Regions from separate parts of the Homo sapiens genome. Here region 1 is linked to region 2. A link is a loop called in an ENCODE intact Hi-C map of the cell type or tissue named here. Cell type or tissue: mammary epithelial cell. All regions are shown on one strand. Region 1 overlaps PHF1 (PHD finger protein 1). Region 2 holds the start of ITPR3-AS1 (ITPR3 antisense RNA 1).

Region 1 (2,500 bases), 220 kb after region 2:
ATGTGAAGTTCCAGGGGTGACCTAGGGAGAGAAGGCAATTGTAAGAAATGGGCAGAAATGGAGAGCACATGTGAATCAGAGAAACAGTGTTAGAGACTAAGAGCCTTGAGCACATAGAGGGGAAGAAGAGCATCACTGGTAATAGAAGACAGAATCTCACCTGTCTGGGGGTCCACTGTCCCCAGAGGTCCCTGCGGTGCTGGCAGAAGGGTGGAAGGAAGCAAACATCCGGATGGGGCTGCTGGGGTTGGAGTGGGGAAAGTCAGGACCTGAAGCAGGGGAACAGGACCTTCTCCCCCTGGGAAGTGCAGAGCTCAAACACTACCCCCAAGGGACTCCCTTCCCCAGAATACTGGCTACCAGACACTAGTTCTAGAAGTCGGTCTAGGCCAAGAAGTGGGTAGCCAAGGGGGAGAGGGAAAAGAATTCTGGGTGATAAAGTCCAGAAGATGTGAATAATTGGGAGCATATTTTGTGGGGGAGGGGCAGAGGAGCACTGACCTGGGCAGGCAGCGGGCATCTGTGGGCCGGAAGTTGTAGCCGCTGCTGCCCTGGTAACTCTGGTTAGGGCTGGGGGATGGTGGAGACACTGAGGCCTAGAAGAGGGGGCAAAGGACTGAGAGATAATCCTTGACTCCTTCCCACACCCCACCATTTGCTCCATCGGGTTCCCCCTGCTCCAGTACCTGCAGTGCCCTCTGCAGATGAGCCCGCTCCCTCTGCTCCTGGGGCTCGGGCTGATTGCGCACTGCTGAGGGTGGCCCCAGCTCCTCCACTTTCCCCTTCTGCCTCCTCCTCAGGGGCTCTGGCTCCGGCCTCCGGCGCTTCCCCAGGGGACGTGAGACCCCTCCCCCAGGGCCCTGCCCTGAAGGGAAGCTGTAAGAGGCCTCCTTATCCCCCCAGCCCCCTCCCGGACACCCCCAAGACCTCCCCATCTCTATACATATACCCCCCAGGACTAACACCCTGAGAATTTCCCCCATCCCCCCTGGACCAGTGACCTGGTGAGTGCTCCATCTCCAGTAGGGGGCTCCACAGGGGGAGGCATCCGAGCATGGAGACCAAACAAACATTTCCTCTTCTTAATCTCTCTCCCTGAAATGAAACTGGGGCAAGAAGAGAAATGATATAGGGTCAGTGCTGTAAAAAACGGTTCCTCCTTACGCCATTCCTCAATCCTTTTCAGTCACAGTCTTCCAGGTGGGTTGCAAGCCCCTCCCCTTCCAGGCTTCCACTCTCCATCTCTTTCCGAGCCTCATCCTTGCCTCCTCTTCCCTCCAACTCACCGGTCCTTGTGGCTGTTAAGAGCAGAGAGGAGCCTGGAAGAACGTTCTCCTTTGGGGGTGTCTGAAAGCTGGGAGAAATGAAGAAAAATGGGGCCAGGGGAGCAGTGATTTCTTCTCTTCCCCTTTCCGCTACATCTCCCTGTCCCATCCCAACCCCCAAAACTGCACTACCCCTTACCTCCCCCAGGAGCAAACTGTCCCAATTCTCAGAAGTGAAGGGGAGGATCTCACGATCAAAATCAAAGTATTTCTTCTTACAGCAAACACTGAGGTGATACAGGACAAGATGGGCCACATCCACCCTGGAAAAACAAAGTTTTCAAGACCACAGAGGCATTTTAAGAGCCAGGGGAGTCCTGAGGTGGGAGGTTGGGGCATATAGAGTGAAATACTGTGGTGTGGAGTTACACTGAGGTCATGCCCAATCCAGCTCACCAGCGAAGCTGTAGTCTCCGGACTTTCTCAGGGCCCCCGCGACACACACAGCATTCAAATTCATAGAACCTGGACATGGGCAAGAGGGAGCAAACACACTTACACAGGAAAACTGTGCCATCCCCTGGAAGACTCACAAGCAAGGACGGGGCAAACAGGTGAGGTAACGCTGCAGAGGTTGGGAAGAGACTGGAGTGGAGAAGGGCGTGGGAGAACTGAGGGTGGAACACGAAGAAAGAGGGCATCCTTGGCTCCTAGAGAGTCTGCCTTGGTCTCACCTGTCCCCATAGAGGAGGGGCTTGCTCAGACACTGGGTGCAGGCCTCATGGAACCACTGCAGGCAGCTCCGGCACTGCAGCATTTTCAGGTTCCACCTGAGGGGGAACACAGGACTTCTGGCCTCCAGAAACCCCCTTCCCCATAACTGTCCCAAACCCTAAACTTACCTCCTATCCCCCTGAGTGCTACCCTCATCCTGTTCTTTTTCCTTCATTTCCTGGGATCCACCACCACATCATTCATTCCACAGTCTGCTCCCCTCTCATTACTCACTCCCCAGGGCCACCACAGTAACAGTAACTCTGCTGTCGGTTGCTCAGATGTCCAGCATCCCAGTCCAGCCCCTTCAGTCCATATGGCAGAGAAAGCTTCATACCCAGCATGGCCCGGGCATAGGGGCCCTTCTTCAGGGCACCTCCCCTCTGCAGAGACAGGACAGGTGGGTGGCTTCAGAGGGGTGGGGAGAGGAAAAGGCTTGGGAGAGGCTGTGGATGGGAGGC
Region 2 (2,500 bases):
CCCCGCCCCGGCCCGGCCCGGCCCCGCCCCGCGCCCGCCCCGCGCCCGCCCCGCCCCCAGCCTGGCCCGGCCCGCGAGCTCCGGGCGTCCGGCCCCGGCCCCGGCCCCGCCCCCGCCCCCGCGGCGAAGCGAAACTCGCCGTCCCACGTGCAGCCGTCTCCCACGACGCGCCGCCGCCGCCAAGGGAGGGCCAGCGCGGCCTCGCCCCGGCCTGCCTCCGACTGCCGGCCGCTGCCAGGACGCCGCGCCTCCGCCAGACGCGCCCGGGGGCGGGGCGGGTGATGTGCCGCTGCGCCCGCGCTTTCCTGCTCTCCCCCGCTCGTCTGCCCGCGGAGGGCGGCCCCGGGGTACCCCTCCCCACCTGATGGCACCGACGTCCCTGGCCTTAGCGCCCCACCCCGACTCTTCCTCATGGCGGGCACCTGTGTTTATCAAACTAGCCGGACCACAGGTGCCCTGCTGAGTGCGCACCGGGCGCTGAAACCAGAGCCGCGCTCTACAGGGGTAAGTGGCCGCTTCGCTTCACCCCCCTCTCGCCAACGCCTCCCCACAAGGTCCCTCCACCCACGGGCCCCAGAAAAGACCTGTTCCCACCCTTTACCAGCCCACCGATCTCTCACTGTCCAGCCTCTACTAGGATGACGCCCCATCCCACTCCTGCCATCTCAAGGCCAAGCTGAGGCTCCCGTGTGGTTCCCTGCCCACGCCCCGCTACGCCCACCACCGGCATCGCCCCTCACCTAGAGGCCGGTGGTACCCCAGCCAAGATCACAAAAAAACTGCCCCTCCATCGCGCGACTCTATAGTTTATCAATCGTTTTTACATCCAGTATCTCATTGTGTTCTTACCACAGTCCAGAGTGAGGCCCACAGAGTGGATGGAACCCCTGAGCCACACAGCTGGTCAGAGAATGGCACAGACACAACCCAGGCCTCCATCTACTCGACAGACCTCACCACGAGCCTACTATGTGCTGGGTGTGGTCCCCACCCTCTGGGATCTCCTGCGACCACGCTGAGTGCCGAGGACAGGAGCCCTGTCTACACCTGTGTGTCCCCTTCTCCCCTCCAGGACCAGCCCAGCAGAGGCTCAGGAGCCCAGAGGACAACAGTCCCTGCAGTGCGCCTTCCATCCACTGGGAGGCACAAGACCAGTCTGAACAGCAGAGGGAGCAGGAGGATGGGGCTACAGGGAAAGGGTCCTGGCTGGAGGCCTGTGGGCAGGCAGGGCTGTTCTGGGCCCTCTGGAGAGGAGCTGGTTGACAGCTTGTTCTAGGGTTGCAGGAGGGCACAGTCCCTGAAATGCCCACGGGGTCTACACCCCAAGACCTTGATCTGAGGTAGGAGAGGAAGACAGCTGCATCCCATTCTGCCCCATTCCACCCTGCGTGGACTTTGAGATCCAGGTGGGCGCCATGGGAAAGGTAGCAGGGTGGGTCAGTGCTGTCTGGAAAGATTAGATAAGGAGGAGGAAGGGAGCTAGATAGAAGTGGGGCAGGTGACTATCAAGGAGCCTGACTCAAAACCTACCACCTTGGCCACCATCAGAGCACCATGGGAGGGGGAATGACAGACTGGGGGAATGACAGACTGGGGAAATCCCCGAGGGACCCTGAACAACCCTCCCCCCACCCCCATTCAGCTGTGGATGAGAAAACTGTCCCTGGGGCATGGAGGAGAAACTGACCCGCCCAGGTCACACAAGTTAATGGAACAGCAAGTTCCAGATCCCAGGTCTTCTGGCTCCCAGCCCCAGACACTGGCTGTGGGTGGAGGATTACCCAGGTGCCAAGGCAAGAGACTGAAGGCACAAACTGTTTCAGTATAATAAAAAAAATAGAATAAGAATAGTCATAATACAAATTAGATATAGAGATGATCATGGACAATTAGCAATCACTATTAATCTTTAGCTTTTAATATTACTCTTTGTTGCATTACTAATATAACCTAGGAATAACCGGTGGGTATAGGGTCAGGTGCTGAAGGGACATTGTGAGAAGTGACCTGGAAGGCAAGAGGTGAGCCCTCTGTCACGCCCACATAAGGGCCGCTTGAGGGCTCCTTGGTCAAGTGGTAACGCCAGTGTCTGGGAATGCACCCGTTAATTAGCAGACCGCGAAAGGGAGTCTCCTTTCCTTGGAAGAGTTGGGGAACACTCTGCTCCACCAGCTTCTTGTGGAAGGCTGGATATTATCCAGGCCTGCGCGCAGTCATCCGGAGGCTTAAACCCTTCCCTGTGGTGCTGTGCTTCAATGGTCCCACTCCTTGTCCACTTTCATGCTCCTCCCGTACTCCTGGTTCCTCTTTGAAGAGCGCAGTAGATAGCGGTAGAAGAAATAGTGAAAGTCTTAAAGTCTTCGATCTTTCTTACAAGTGCAGAGAAGAAAACGCTGACATATGCTGCCTTCCCTCTCTGCTTCGGCTACCTAAAAGGGAAGGGCCGCCTATCCTGTAATCACATGACTTGCTTCACCTTGTCAATCACTTAGAAGATTCA

What was found. Peaks named below come from ENCODE experiments on the same cell type or tissue, not always from the same donor. Only the 100,000 strongest peaks of a DNase experiment are listed, where the experiment ranks them.
Region 1: a loop joins it to region 2, with 2.2 times the contacts of the local background. A loop is called at or near these places in 5 of 110 quality-filtered maps.

Annotation. Positions count from the first base shown.
Region 1 is chr6:33,413,331-33,415,830 of GRCh38, reverse strand. It overlaps PHF1 (PHD finger protein 1), which reads right to left. Exons shown (of 15, transcript NM_024165.3): 6 at 2,274-2,422; 7 at 2,000-2,095; 8 at 1,722-1,790; 9 at 1,465-1,588; 10 at 1,287-1,354; 11 at 1,002-1,106; 12 at 687-876; 13 at 502-596; 14 at 161-241; 15 at 1-21. Among named protein-coding and RNA genes, the nearest start is that of CUTA, 3.5 kb to the left of the region's middle. In mammary epithelial cell, a CTCF peak has its summit at 1,021 (motif pointing right); no DNase peak of the experiment used is centred here.
Region 2 is chr6:33,631,368-33,633,867 of GRCh38, reverse strand. All of the region lies in intron 1 of ITPR3 (inositol 1,4,5-trisphosphate receptor type 3), which reads right to left. It overlaps ITPR3-AS1 (ITPR3 antisense RNA 1), which reads left to right and starts at 123. Exons shown (of 2, transcript NR_134628.1): 1 at 123-504; 2 at 855-2,500. LOC124901305 (a long non-coding RNA gene) reads right to left here. Exons shown (of 2, transcript XR_007059550.1): 2 at 1,897-2,429. RefSeq lists a silencer at 4-333. In mammary epithelial cell, a CTCF peak has its summit at 1,140 (motif pointing right); a DNase peak (open chromatin) is centred at 177; H3K4me3 peaks cover 516 bases.